Regions from separate parts of the Mus musculus genome. Here region 2 is linked to region 1. A link is a loop called in an ENCODE intact Hi-C map of the cell type or tissue named here. Cell type or tissue: heart. All regions are shown on one strand.

Evidence for each region. Peaks named below come from ENCODE experiments on the same cell type or tissue, not always from the same donor. Only the 100,000 strongest peaks of a DNase experiment are listed, where the experiment ranks them.
Region 2: it touches region 1 in a loop (9-fold over the local background); 17 of 42 quality-filtered maps call a loop at or near these places.

The regions. Positions count from the first base shown.
Region 1 is chr14:14,477,851-14,485,850 of GRCm38, reverse strand. No RefSeq gene overlaps it. Among named protein-coding and RNA genes, the nearest start is that of Il3ra, 140 kb to the right of the region's middle. In heart, a CTCF peak has its summit at 3,822 (motif pointing left); no DNase peak of the experiment used is centred here.
Region 2 is chr14:14,859,434-14,867,433 of GRCm38, reverse strand. It overlaps Nek10 (NIMA (never in mitosis gene a)- related kinase 10), which reads right to left. Exons shown (of 35, transcript NM_001195229.1): 16 at 6,593-6,695; 17 at 6,380-6,508; 18 at 5,746-5,883; 19 at 3,933-3,978; 20 at 1,920-2,041; 21 at 1,699-1,801. Among named protein-coding and RNA genes, the nearest start is that of Nek10, 43 kb to the right of the region's middle. In heart, a CTCF peak has its summit at 3,515 (motif pointing left); a DNase peak (open chromatin) is centred at 3,443; H3K27ac peaks cover 402 bases.

The DNA of each region.
Region 1 (8,000 bases):
CTCCCTGGAGGGTGAGGAGGGGAATCCCAAAGGTCAAGTCCAGCCTGAGCTACAGAATGAGGCTCTGTATCAGCTAAAAGTAAAGAAACAGATACTAACAAAAAGGGGTAGGAATTTAGGTCAGAGTGAGTTTTACCCAGTATGCTTGTGTTTGATCCTCAATGTTGGAAAAATTATTATATATAATAGTAATTCAAGTAATGATTTCTAAAAGCTTTTTGGGGTAAGGGATTTCAGCAGTGGCTGATATCAGAAACAGAATCCAATGTGTCTCCTTTTGGTAGACAATCACAAGCAGTAATAGACTGGCTAGCCTTTCTGGGCATGTACAATGTGTGAGGCCACAGGATCTCTTTGTATATGAGCTTTACCCTACTCCCCCCACCCAACCCCATCTGTGGATTAGGTTGCCTCAACATTCTCACTGAGGTTTAGAGGAAATCAATTCTTACACTTCAGCATATTGTAGAAACTACATACAATTCATGATCTTCTTTCTGCCCTATACTTTGATCTTTGCGGTGCTTACTTTCTGTGAAATAAAGTATACCCAGAAAAACAGGTTTTCTTTACACTTAGCAGAAAACTTTTGGAAGGATGTCCCATGAGAGGAACAAATGTTACAGTCTTGCTTGTTTCCTCAGTAACCGAAGTTATGCAAGTATTCATAAGTGGCTTCAAGTGAAGTTTATAGATCACCTAAATTCCTACCTGTCAGTGTGTATCCCCTGCATATTGCTTTGCTTCATGCAGAATTCACTCCAAGAAAACTGTTTCTCCCAATAATTTTCATCTTTATACAGGAGCGGGTGTGGAACTGGGCATCAGAAAATAAGAGCTGAGTTCTGAAAAGCAGGGACTCTGAGCAAAGTACAATCTCAAGAATGACATGTACATTCAAATGACAGAAGTGCCCTGGTCCATAGCTTCTGTTGGCAAATGAGATAGAGTCATTCTCTATTGTTTTTGCTTTTAATTTCTGCTTCTTCAACCCTCTAGTTTTAGAGAAGAGAGCCATGCCTTTTATTCTACCTCAACTATTTCTGTTCTAACATTTACTTATGGAAAAAAAGCATGTGTTCTGATTCAGAGTTGAACATGCTGTATATCTTGGCAACTCAAAGCAGCTGACCCTGGGCATAGAACATTCTCAGCAGGAAGTATGGATGACTGCAACCTGTGCTCTGATTAATCTTTTCATTTTATACACCTGTGTACCTAAGCCCAGAAATGGTATTGATCATTTTTAATGTGGGTCTTTCCACTTCAATTAATTTAATCAATGCAATCCCTTATAGCCTAGTTCAGATGCTAAATAATCCCTGACAGGAGTGTCTGTAGGTTTGTCCCAGGTAACTTCAGATCCTCAGTTGACAACACAATGCATGCCCCTATAAGACACCTTAGGCTAGCAAATGAAAACTTCAGTGCCAGCAATGGGTTACCTCTTTTGGAGTTGTTGCATACCGAGGCTTCATAGACCCATAACTATTATAGGTGGTTGATAGTGCTAGGAATTGTCTTCCAGAACTTAACAGTAAGGCACCACATACTCAAGTCCTAGAACATGAAGAAATCAAGGCGGTACTGATATGAAACCTTCATCCCCACTGGTTAGCTTTTGTACAGTGCTGGCAGGTGCTATGCTCAATACTTGTGGTGGTTTGAATATGTTTGGCCCAGGTGTAGAGGAATGGTTCTGATGCTTTGATTTCATCAGGAACTGTATTTAATGATGCTTAAAGACCTTGCCCCCAATTGGTCTTTAATCTGTCAATAAAGATGCCAGCATTCAGTGGGTGGGTGGAAAGAAAGAGGTGGGACTTCCAGATTCCCACAAGCTAGGAGGAGGGGAGGGCAGGAAGAGGAGAATAGAGATTCTTGGGGGAGACTCAGAATTTTAGGGGAAATCTTCTGAAATGTAGGCAGAAAAGGAAAGCACCCCACAGAAGGACAGCCCAAAATCATCTTGGGCAGCAAGATTAATGGTCTTCACAGAAGGTAACCTAGCAACTAAGCTGAGGGAAGATTTAGAGGTGCTGAACTAGGAGGAAAGGAACCAAGCAACTAAGCTGAGGGTAGATTCAGACATGTTGAGCTAGGAGTAAAGGAAAGGGCACACTAGCTACTGTAGGCTTAGAAGAGCTCAGCCACTGAGCCAATAAGGCAGGTTAAAAATGAACTAATGTGTTTGTGTCTTTCATCCATGGATCCAAGAGAACCTAAAGCAGGGTAGTAAAAACTACATGCTAGGAGGTTCGGCCTTGTTGGAGTAAGTGTGGCCTTGTAGGAAGTGCCACTGTGGGAATGGGCTTTGAGACCTCCCTGCCTGGAAGGTTGTCTCTTCTTGGTTGCCTTCAGATCAGGATATAGAACTCCTAGCTCCTCCAGTATCATGTCTGCCTGCATGCTGCCATGCTTCCTGTCATGATGGTAATGGACTGAACCTCTGAAAGTGTAAGCCAGCCCCAATGTAATGTTTACCTTTATAAGAGTTGCCATGGTCATAGTGTCTTTTCACAGCAATGGACCCTCACTAAGACAATACTGGAGGAGAAAGTAATTATCAAATTTACCCAACTATGAATAATGTGAGCTGTAGTGATGATGGCAAGATGACCGCTGGTATAATAGTGGCATGAATATCATAGGAGTAACCAACTGTTAAGAACAAAACTAAAAACCATTTTGTGTAACTTAGAAACCATTTTTTTGTGTGTGTAACTTAAAAAGCCATGTTATGTGACTTGAAATACTCCGATGCCCAAGCTTACTACCAGGCTTCTCTGACAAGGCCTCAGAAGCAAGGCCTTGGTGGGCTACTGAGAATTTGGCTATGAACCTAGCCCATGACTGATATAATATGCTAATGAACTAACCCACAGGTAGTCTTGATGTACTAGTTTGTCACTGTGAGCTGTGAACCCTGATAGAGCTATGCTATTACCCATTGAAATGATAACAGAAATCGGAACTTTGGGAATGGTCTGTAGGATGATACTGCTATATTCTGAGACACTGTGTTGATACCCATCAGCAAGAAGACTAAAGACTGAGGCCCTGGCCTTAGTGACTGTTGAACTTCCAGTACTGTTGCTGGGCTCACACAGTCCTGCTTGTCAGAGATAGCTGCTGCCCAGGACTCTTGTGGATCTTCTGGATGTCCAACAGTGCCAGCCTCTGACCTGTCACAGCTGAAGGACTTCATGGCAGACATGGGTAGACCCTGCCAGCTTTTGAAGTATCTTTGCTAGAGAATATGCCCCAGTGGAACCCTGCAGCAGCATTTCTGTCCAAGCAAGTGCTCCCTGCTTGGTAAGATGTCTGTTTAACCTTTATACTTGCATAATTTTATCAGGAAAGTTTGTGTGAATAAACTGAATGTATTTGAAAGAAAGAAAGAAAAATCCTGTATGGACATCCTAATTTCTGAGAGCCTTATAGCTCATAGGCCACACTATCTGCACCAACTACTTTTTGATTGGATTTATATCCACCCCACAAAAATGAAATCCTTTATATATTGGAGAACCTGTGACTAGACTGGATAAAGACCACAGGAGATCATTCTGTTCAACCAATGTAATATCACACTGACTCGTAATGACTTACCATTATACCCATAGATTAATGCATCTCTCAGTTCTCATCTGAAAAGCCTCCATTTTCAGTAAATTGTGATTAACATAGACACCTACAACTTTCCAAAGTGTCATGTGTTTTGATTAGTTTAATTAATGTAACTCTTCAATGCAGTCAGCAAGAAGTCTCTCTCCTCTTTTAGACAGTCTAAAAGGGTGAATGGCTGCCACCTTGTGTTCAGAGTCACAAAAGCACCTGCAGCATTTGGAAGCAACACACATTCTTTTCTGTCTAGTCTAGTGACACATTTACTTTCCATTCCCAAGGCCAATCTATAACTGTTTGAATGAGATAAAAAAAAAACAGTAATATTTGTAGGAAAAACGTACACTCAATTAATGGATATCTTGGACTACAGCAGACTATGACCCATTTACATGTGCATCTTCTGACTTAATTAGTTTTATAAAATGTGATACTAAAACACCAAAAGTTCAGAGGAAGCTATGGGCAGCAGGATACCTTACAACCTTGAGGAATTTTGCTCTGTCTTATAAAGTAATGGAATTTTTAACAATAATAATTTGATTTAACTTTTAGTTCTAAGATATATATAATGGCTCTAGGTATGGTATATGTCTAGTAACTATTTGTGGTCCATTTTTAAAATCTAAATGAGCAAAACAAAATCATCTGACTTACAGGGTTTTGAGAGGATTGAATTGTAAAGTTTCCTTTGGTCACTATATGTACTATTTACAGATATTGATATCAGTGAAAAGAAATATATTAATAAAAATAAAGCCCATTCAGTCCTGAAAAGGCAGCTAGAGCATAAAAGCAAACAGCCTAGGGTAGGTTAGATCACTGGGCGTCATTGGGCTGACAAAACATTCTGTAAAGAATTGTCTCCTAAACACATTAAAATTCATAGGCCATTTCCATAATCCTAACTATTCCATGAAAGCTAGTAGATTTGTAAAACATAACAAAACAAAAATAATAGTTTAAAACTAATTGTTTACACTTTATATTTTAAACTTGAAGACTTGTTCTTGCAGCCATACACAAACAGCTTTTCTTTTGCCTGGTTATCACCCTGTCAAGACTCTAATGCCAGTACTGTAGGTGCTTGTGAATTGAGTGAAGTGGACTTTAAAGTCCTGACAGGCAGGACTGGTTTGGTAAAGAGTTTCTAAGGCTGCGAGTATGGATGAGCATCTTCCACCTCCTGCAGTCTGGATTTGTCACCACCTGCGGTCATTTGCTATTTCCAGTCTGCACATCTGTTGCTGCTTGAGGCCATTGCTCGTGGTGATGGCTAGAAGAAATCCCACAGATGTCCTCAGCACACACAAGGTCTTTACAATTAGTGACCAGTTTCCTTGTCTGATGGCCTCTGTGGGCCTAAGAGTGCTCTTAAACAAAATAAAAAGTCATCTTGCAGTTTGCAGCAAGACCATTTCTTGTGAGTGATTTGGGGTGTCGCCTCTCCTGAGTCAGAACGTGGGGGAGTGAGCCCTCATGTTGTGGGTCTTTCATTTCATGCATTGACCGGGAAACACGACCACCCCTCACACCCAAGAACTGACTTGGAGGCATGGGGATCCCCTCTGGAATGTATGCATGCCGGCCGGTGACGTGTGCTTATTGTGTTGGTTTGTTTGTCTGTGTCTTGTCCTTTGTTTCTGAAGCATGGCGCAGTCTGAGTTTGGATCCACCTGAGTTTGGTTTCTCTGGTGTTTGTAGATGATGGGGTTTTCTGAAACACACGCTTGGTATTTGCAGCTGTCCTTTCGGGCCATAAGGACCGCAGGACTGTGGTCACCACAGACTGCCACCCTGGGGGACGCCCTGGGAAGTAGGGAGAGCCAGGGACATCTGGTAATCTCCAGAGATCAGTCAGAGGGACCAAGTTCTGTTTATGAAGTGGAATCTTACCCTTCCAAAATCATCTAATTCTTTTGCCTGCTTGTGGAGCACGAGAAAGGGTCGCATGTGTCTGGATCTGTTGGTTTCTGTTTTGTGTGTTTTTGTGTATGTTTTTAGAGCTATGTGAATATCTGAGATGAGCTAGTATGGCTGAAGAAGCCCTGCTAGGAGCGAATTGTAAACACTGCTCTTAAAGGGATCAAGCCCTGCTAGGAGCTGATTGTAAACGCTGCTCTTAAAGGGACCAGCAGCTTCTCAAGTTCTATGGTAAAGGAACTGATGGCTGTTTTTCCTACAAAAATCTCTGTGCTTGTGATTATTAGATTCATCAGATGACAAGGTGCTCCGCTCTTGAAATTACAGCTAGAAAAATTAAGCTTTTTGTTTGGTTTAAATAAGCAAATGTATGCAGCCATTTCCTTTTCGTTTCTGAATGGTTTTAAAGGTATAAATGTTTTATATGTCTTGGTTATAGATTGTTGGCTCATAAGTTATTGGTTAGGATTAAAAATTTGTAACAGTATGCACAGTTTAAGAAATACTTACAGTTAATGCAAAGCTCAGAGCAGCCTCAGAGAGGCTTGTCCTTGTCCGGACCCAGGATCTTGCCTGGAGCCTGCTTCTTTTGTTCCACCCCAAGATTGGAGTTACTGCCTTGGCCTGCTTTCCTATTACAGCCTAAAGATTGAGGCTTGTTTCCTTGTCCTTGGCCAATGTCAGATTCCTGCCTAGTGGCATTCCATAGATCTCTCCTCAAAGCATTCCATAAAGAATACATCTAGTATATTTATAAACAGCACTTCTATGGGAGAGAAGTATATGTGACTAGATCACATGTTTGTTCTTTTGAGTTGCCTCCTACTTCAACACAGATAATCGAATAGTGTACTGTAGCCAGTGTTTTAAAATGTTAAAACATAAAGCTTTAATTTGTATATTAATAGTATATATATATATATATATATATATATATATATATGTATGGAGAGAGAGAGAGAGAGAGACAGAGAGAGAGTGTGTGCTCAGAGTTTACAATTGCTTCAAACTGTTCATCCTTCAGATACTATGAATTTGCAATTTTGCAATTGTTTATGCATATACAACTCATAAGAACACAAAAATAACTGGCCATATAACCTTGTTCTTTACATCATCAAAATAGTAATGGCTTAAGATAATACTTTAGTATTTAAAAAAATCTGTATGTCAAATTGTAAAAAATTGTTCTCAATGTCTTCAGTTTCTACCTGTTTTCACATAATGGTGTTAATTTTTGAGGACTTATACGTAATTATTTAAAATGGATACTCTTATTTCTGATTAAATAAATAATTAATTAAATAAAATATGCACATGTGACTATTTAATACCTTTTCAGGTTTTCTAGTTACAACTGCTCTACAAGAGAAACAACTGAAAGTCACTGTCTGTGTTAATTTTTTAAATAGACTTGGTGTTCCAAATCAGATTAAAACAGATATTAAAACTGACTATTACAGTCAAGTATTTGAGATGTTTTGTCAACAATTTAATAATTCTCAAAGACATGGTATTGTGGAACTTTAAAAACTCTATCTTCTTAAAAAACAAAGAAGGGGGGAATTATATCCCCATGCACATTATTTAAATCACATTTTTATTTTTAAAAATTTAAAATTTGGATGACAAAAAACTTACTAAATGCTCCATAGTATCCTAAAACTAGACAGAATTATGTCTAGGTGAGATGAAAAGGATCCACTTATTGACACATGGCATGAGCCTGTTCAGATATTTAATATGGGGGAAGGGGGCAATGTTTCTGTTTTTTTCCACAGAATGCTGCAGGAGCATGATAGCTTCCAGAATGATTCATGTGACAGGCTGACCTGTGAGTTCCTGAGTGCCCTGACAGTGGTGACAAGAAAGCTGTGTTGAGCACACAGGAAAAGAGGAATGGGGCAAGCAGCCACTTGCAAGTAAGATGAAGAAACTCTTCCTATCTCTGCCATGGGCTACAGCAAGGAGAGCCGACCTGGTGTCAACTTGGGGACAACTAAAACTGATGACTCATGAGGCGGAAGGACTGCTTCAGTGTATTTGATAAGATTTTGTCAGAGACACTGTTTTTGGCCATTCAGGCCAACTCCCCTATAGCTGTGAAAGCTTGTGTACCTTACCTGTGTGCTATATTGTTAGATAATTTTAAGAGTTAAGATCACCAATCTTGACGAGTCTTTTCATATTCATTGTAATTCTTGTCAATTAATTAATTGCATAGATCCTCATTTAGATAAGGAATCTGCTGTTATGATTTTGTTAAAGAGACCTGCTTATGTTTTGCTGCCTGTTAGAGTTAGGAAATGATCCTTGGTTTAAAAATCCAGGAATGCAAACTTGGAAAAGTTTAAATGAGCAATTTTAGGATTTACTGCTTTAATCACAATTTTAACTTCAATATCTACCACAGCTTTAGATCAGCAGCTGCATACTGTTCATTTTGTTAG
Region 2 (8,000 bases), 380 kb before region 1:
AGCTACACTCACGAAGCAAACATAATTGAAGAAAGACAACAGAAGACATCAGAAATCAAACCGGGAAAGTCCAGGAGCCCTCAATCCCACACAGATTACTACTAGCTCCTAAGGAATTCTCAAAGAGGAAGACACAGTCTCCCAGGGAAGAGCAAGCAATTGGTATCCAATACCAAGTGACCAGGTTTTGTTGGTGGTGGCTTGGGGGTTTTTTCTTGTTTTGTTTTTTTAATGTATCCCTTTATCATCAATTGCTCTAGAACTTGCTGTGTTCCATAGCATCTTTATACAGAATTCATAGACAAGCCTGCACTCTAGTAGTGTGCTCTCAAACATTCTTTTACTGTAGGAATCTCAGAAGCAACCTGTGTAGAGACTAAAAGTCTACATGAAGAGTGTCTCCCCTTTGTAGCTAGTTAACCATACATATCCCAAACAAGAGGAAAAAGGCTCAGGGGAAAAATAGATTATCACTCTGAACTAAAAAGTAGTTAACCATGGAGAGTTAGAAAAATAAATATAGGGTAAAAATAAACCTTCTAATTTAGAGGGGAAAGTTTTAATTACTATTATTAGTATTGTTATTAGTATTTATTTTTTACTTATTCATTTATTTTTTGGAAACGAAAACTACATAGGACTGGCTAGCCTCAGATTGAAAGAAATCTACCTGCCTCTGCCTTTGTCTGTCTGTCTGTCTGTCTCTCTCTCTCTATCTCTTTCTTCCTGCCTTCCTGCTTCCTTGCCTCCCTGTCTCTGCCCCCTCGTACTTCCCTGCCTCTGCCTTTCTGCCTCTTCTTCTGCCTCTGCCTCTCTCTGCCTCTCTGCCTCTCTGCCTCTCTGCCTCTCTGCCTCTCTGCCTCTACCCCTGCCTCTGCCTCTCCAGTGCTGAAGTGCCCCCTAACTCTGTCCTAATCAATGAAATTTAATTTACTGTTATCTGCCTTTCTGCTACAGATGAAAACACCAACCAATGAAACAAACAGCTATGTCAAAGGATACAAGTCGCTGTGTTTGTAAAGCCCTGCAAGTCTGACACCTTTAAGACAGACTGAGATAAAGTAGTCCAAAGCAATGTGCTCAATGTGTTAATCAGCAAAGCTTCTGTTTATGAGGTAGAAAGAAAAACTCAGAAAGCATTAATTGAGGAGTTAAATTAAACACAGAAGCATCCTAAGAGTACTGTATCTCTCATATGAGCAAAACAGTCATTTAGAACAGTATTTCCATTATCCAATATTGTGCAAACATTATTGTCTCAGGGATATGGAAAGTAATTATAATTTAACAAAAGAATTTTGCTTATTGAGTTTTTTGCTATTGCTGTTTTTTGGTTTGGTTTGGTTTGGCTTTTTGAAAAAAAGTTTGGTTAAGGCTAGCACCAACTTACTATGTCACTGAAATTGGCCTTGAACTCCAGATCCATCTGCCTCCACCTTCCAATGTGTGCAAACCAATACCCAGCTCAAAAGTTAATGAAATATAAAAGTTCATTTCCTCAGCCACAGGGGCCACATTCCACTTGCCCAAGAGTATCATGTGGCTAGTGCTTACTCACTCCACTGGACAACTCAGAGAAAACATTTCCATCTATGCCAAAAGTTCTACTGACAAGCACCACCACTCTGAAATGGGGTGCATTTCTCAACTGACATTCAGAACTTCTTCAGTTAAAAAGTTGAAGACTTTTATACTTACTAACTGTCACTTTGTCCTTATCTCCCAGCATAATGTTGTTTGGCGTGAGATCTCTGTGAACAATCCTCTTCTCCTTGTGCAGATACCGAAGAGCTAAGCACAGCTTGAAACAAGAATGGAAGCAAATTTGATTCCTGCCATATACGTAACCAACAGTGTATCTCTAAGGTAGCTCAGAACTTTGTTGTATAAAGAAAATTTCAATGAAGGGTGTAGTGTACCTGTATAAATATTTTCCACAGTCGCTCTTCACTGAAATGGTGATGTTTTTCCTTCAAAGAATTAAAGTGCTCTCCAAGTGGGGCTCCTTCTATCAGCTCCATAACGATATACAACCTGTCATCTATGCAAAAGCAAAAAGGAGTCACAGAAATGTAAAGTCAGTATAAAGCCCTGGAAAACCTTCACAAATTAGAACCCGGGCTTTCCAAGGAGTGTTGGAGCACAAAACGGAAAACTTAGTGTCAGGATCCACTGAATGCTGGCAGAGCACAGAGCTGCCCTTGGGGCAGTCACAGCCTAGCAGCAACTTCCTCTGACTCCAGACTTTCTCCTCTCTGGCAAGCATAATCATTTTCTGCTTATACCATAGAATGCCTGAACCATGTCAAAGACAGTAAGCCAACTGTCTCAAGTCACGAGGCCTGCCTCTTAGTACCTCGGATCAAATAAGACGTTCAGAAAACCGCATTATAAATTGCATTTTGTATGGTGACATAGATTATGTCATACAAACTTACCCACGGATCACGCTATGATGTTGCAATAACACAGACTAAAGCACCTACCCATGACAGAGATTACTGCTAGGCCCCTCTCGAGTAGAGAGACCTGGACTCTGATTTTATGTTAGGGTTTACAAGGGTTTAGCACTGTTTGGGTTTTTGGTTTTCTTGTTGCTGTTTTTGTTCTCTGAATACACTCCTTTAAAGCCAATTTGAACTACTAATAATGATATGTGACATGTGTCTTTTCTGACTGTTGGACATACACAAAATACACACATACACAATCTGCCTGCAAAGGACAGACATCTCCCATCCTGCCCACTGGCTTCTCCACCAGTCTCACACTGCAGCATGAATGTAAGCACACTGTTCTTCCTGTTGCCTTTCACAGGATTGCAAAAATGAATAAACCATATAGCATCTCTCTTACGGACATTTATAGATTCCCAAGTTTCACCATTCCAAGAAATACATATTGCCTGCACTATGCTTAGCTGTTTGTTTTCATTTTCTCAAATTATAGTCTTCTTCATCATAGTTTATAACTTGGTAATATTATACATATTTTAAGTTTCCTTCAATTTATTTTGGAAGTCGTCAGGTTAAGTGTTTTGTTTTTGTAATGACTTGTACTTACTTCAGTCTAAGTCAGGAACTAAATCTGATAGCTTTAATTACAGGAATAATCCCGATATTAAGAACTAGCACGTAAGGAGGAAGGAGTCCATCTAAATCACTTAAAGAAGGGAAATGGGTAAAAACATAGCAATTGAGCTGCATACAGAACAGCTTCTGTTTAGTATTGAGACAGGGTCTCTCTATGCAGCCATGCCCAGCCTGAAACTCACTATGTAGATCAGGTTGTCCTCAAACACACACAGTCGGCCTCTGCCTCTCAAGTGCTGGGATTAAAGGACTGAGTCACCATGCCCGGCTAATACTTCAGGATTTTATGCTACAGATGGTTAAGTTCAATACTTCCTTCACTTGTAAACAAGCGACTGAGTTTGGCTTTGTTTGACTGTGCTCTCCATCCCACAAGCAGGAAACAAGCCAGCCAGCCTGCAGGCTCAGCCAGGACTCTGGCGCCACCTGGTGGCATCTACTGAAATTTGTGAGAAAAAAAAAAAAAAACCTTGAAGGCGGAGTCCAATCCATTTTATTAGGGGTGGAAAATGCCACTAGATGCTGCTGTGAGCTTGCAAAAAGAAAAATAAAACATCATGCTTTAGTTCTCTTTTCTCTTTTTCTTCTACAGTTCCTTTTCTGTACAATAATTTAATTATTTTTGTTTATTCACACTGTGCCTCTATATAATACAGATCAAAATATTTTAAGTATTCTCAGGTCATCAATTAAAAAATTATTTTACTGCTTAAGAAAGCAATGCCTAATAATAAAAGCCAGTAGAAAATAGCTGAATGGGTTTATTTTCTGCCAACATAATATAAATGTATATAAATAACAAACATATGTTTCCTTACTTAGAAAGCAATTCATACTTACTTTCCAAAAATGTTTTATAATAACGTACAACATTGGGATGATAAAGCTGTAAGAAAACAAATAGCAAACACTTATCAGACTCTTCAAAACACAAGCTTTTGTACACTGAAGTTTCATCTAAGACTGCCAGCTGCCATTTAAGGTTTTAAATGACTTTTTTAAGTTAATGAAAGAGACAGTGTCCTCCATGCCTTTGTGAACCAGGCTAGAAGATGCTGCACTTCCTAATGGGCAGTGGACAGGTTTAGGACTGATCAGTTCCTTAACGATTCCCTTAGCATGCTCTGCCCCAGGGTTGGGCCTCAGCTACACAGGGAGGGAGAAAGTTCTAAAAAAGAAAAATGGTGTAAAATGTCTCCAACTATTTATTTAGAATGTAGTTTCTAGGTAAAGTGTCTTGTTTCAGAGGAATTGCCATGATGTCTATAAATGGTTTGTGCCTCTGAGTGTCCCTCTGAGTGGGGCCCACGTAGCTGCTACTCACACCAACCCAGCGGTCTCAGGGTTATCAGCAGCAGAGTAGCCAGGATGTGGCTTCCCAGGCAGCAGTGACATTTGTCTGTCCCTCAGCCCTGGAAGTGTCCTTTCTGCTGCTTTTCCCACTTGGGATGGGAAGGTGTCACCAGCAGTTGCATGGAACAGGGAATAATGCCAACTTGTGCCATTCTCTAAGCCTGGTAGTTCGAAGCCTCTGTGCTGTGCTCATTGTCACCTCTTAGCAGACAGGGTCTCTCACTCCCGTACCTATGGCTTCTGTATTCCATGACATCCTTCTTTTTGGTTCAGGTGGCTCCCACAGGAGGGACAATCTTCAGTGACATCAAAATCTAAACTGTGGCACCCTGATTGGCCTCTTCTGGACCCTTTTTCTTAGGAAACGCACTTAAACAAATTAGCACCCAAATCAACTAGCAAGTGGGGACAGGATGAGTTTCTGAACGGATGGGATGGCTTCTTGCGATCTAATCCATTAGTGGTGACTTTTGTTGTAACTTAGTGATGTCAAACTATAGGTTTCAATGAATAAAGACCATGTTTGTGACACCAAGCAAACATGACTGCAGGGCGCAGTGAGGCTGGCAGCTTCCTAGAACTTAGAAACAGAAATGCACAAACAAGGAGAGCTGGGAAAGGAACCAGCATCTTCTCGGATTACAGAAAGAATTCCCATTTCTCGCCTGCGCTCCGTTTTCCTCCAATACTCCTTCATAATGACAGCTAATTGAGCGATTATGTCACATATTCATGATAATAAAAATAACCCAGAAGACAGTGGGGCCCACCCCTAATCTCAGCACTTAGGACAGGGAGCCAGGAAAGGGGGGGGCGGGTCCTGAAGGTCAGTCTGTACTACAGAGCAGGGCTAAGACCAGCCTAGACTACACAAGCCTGCTCTAGAAAGGGGAAATGAAACAAAACCTACATTTTAGATTTAATAAGCCAGACTTGAGGGGTGTCAACAGGTTGGCTTTAGCTGACTGAAGTTGGAGGGTGGTCTTTCTCAAATTCCCAGCACTCCATTAAGGGTGTCTTTCTCCTGTTCCTATGCAGTAACTCAGTAGCTAAGCATACATGGTGTGTTCTGGTTTGTAAGCTCAACTGTTTTGCATCCAAGGCCCTGCTATAAACTCCTAAAAGAGTTTCCATGACTCAATAACAAGCTTTAGGAAAAACACTGGCAAAAATATCACTGCACCAATGTCCAGTATTTCATACCGAACTGATTTATAAACGGCATGGACAAGAACAGCAGCAGAGCTCAGCTTCAATGACATTTATATCAGAGACATCTCAGAAATAAGACAATATTTACCTGCTCCTTAATTATTGTTAATTCAGAAACAATGTTCTTGACACTGCTGTCTCGGTCTTTCTTATCCTTTCCAAATGCTGGGTTATGCAAATTGACCTCCTTCATTGCTAAAAGATTTTGACCACTACGCTTTCTAACCTACAATAAGGAAAGCAATTAATTAAATGCTGAGAATTGAGGGTTAGACAAAGACAGATGAACTAGAATAACAAAATTACATACATGGTTAACCAACACATAGCATGAGAGTCTAGCTGCATTTACACTAAGCTGAGAGAGCTCAAACCTGTTACCTTCTGGTCTGGTCCCCACTGCAGGACTCAACAGGCTTTCCCTGGGCAGGTGTAGAAACACTGGTGAAAGTTTATAAACTATGTCATGCACTGGGACAAGCTATTTTGATTCATTTTCTGTGAAGGATGCCCTGTCAGGGACCAGGTACTAGAGCTGAGAGCCAAGGCAACACTCACATAATTACCACCCAGTGTTGGATACAACCAGCACTCTCATCTCTATCTGTACTTCTTCACTAGTTTTCAATGATAAGGACTTCAATTAAAATGAGTATGGCCATCTGGAGTGTTACTTCAAATTTGTTTTGAAACATGAGAACTATCTCCCAGGGCAGACTCACCTTATAAACACAGCCAAAAGCTCCACTTCCAAGGTGGTCCAACACAGCATAGTCACCTATGTACTTCAAGGGCGCTTTCTTCTGATTGATGCTTTCAATATTCTCAGCAATTTGCTTCAGCTCATCTTCCTAACCAAGTCATAAAAGGAAAATTGGTTACTACTATCCTGATCCCAGAGCAGCCTGCCCAAATATTTAGAACTCAAGACTTACCAATAGTAAATTCAACTGTGATACCAAGTCCTTATAAGCACCAATATCACGAACGTAATGTCCTATGTCAATGAAGGTCTCAAACAGGTCGGTGGGAAAAAGTCTACAGGGAAACACACACACTTAAAGTGGAGCTGGGGAACAGTGGATCAATGCTTCCCTTCTGGATACAGCTGGCTCACCAACTAACCCTACGAACAAACCTAACTTCATTAGGCAATCAGCAGAGTAAGAAGCAATATGCTCTGGCATATCATGCAGATCTGCACTCCAGCTGTAGTTCCTGCAGAGTAAGCAATGTTCTACAGATCACTGCACAGCACTGCACCTCAGTGAGCTGCACTGCATGTCACACTTGGAACCGGGGAGGGGTGGGTGGGCCTCACAGTCTTTGTTTCTATGGCAGTAAAAGACAATATAACCAACGCAGACTATACCAAAGCCTTCTTTGTAATTTATTTGGGGGTTACAGACAATAAGCATTTTAAAAGAGGATGTTTGTTGTGTTTTTTTTACTAAATATTTAGCACTTAGATTAAGTCATTTGTTACAGTTCTAAACTTAGCTCCAAGATGTAAATATCCTTTTAATTTTTAAATGTTTTATGAGAATAAAATACTGGTAACTGAAAAAAATGTAAAGAAGTATGCATTTACAAAGTTCTGGCTTCAGAGGCCTCTTAAAATATTCATTATTCATTAAAATGGATGGCTTTGGGTCATGAAATGAAAGTTTATAATAATTTTTTCCTTAAATTCAAATATCATGGAAGAATAAAGCAATAATATAATTGACACCTTCTTCACAAAGGATTTGTTATAACATCAGTTTCTCTCACCAATAACATCTGGTGACAACACTGTGGACCTAGATTGTGTTCACATGGTGCGCATGTCCCTCATGTGCAATGAATGTGTCTGCTTTCTAAGGCTTGCGCGTCCACCAGACTTGGCACCTCACATCTGGCCCATCACTGGGTCTCAGCCTATCAGGGGCACTCTTGGTTGGTAAGAGGAAATGATCAAACTAACTTTGGAATTTCTAAATGGTTTAAAAAAAAAGGTATGTATCTTGGTTCTATATATTCAAGATGTTAATATCTTTAATTAAAACCAGTGCCTGAGCAGTTGCATGGCCAGTGAGGAGTTGTCCAGCAGTCACCTAGCCTGTGAGGTAGCTGTGAGGTAGCTGTGAGGTAGCTGTGAGGTAGCTGTGAGGTAGCTGTGAGGTAGCTGTGAGGTAGCTGTGAGGTAGCTGTGAGGTAGCTGTGAGGTAGCTGTGAGGTAGCTGTGAGGTAGCTGTGAGGTAGCTGTGAGGTAGCTGTGAGGTAGCTGTGAGGTAGCTGTTAAACCTGTGGAGACAGAGAAGGCTGCAGAGGCACAGCTTGCATGGAACCTTTCTCTTTCCA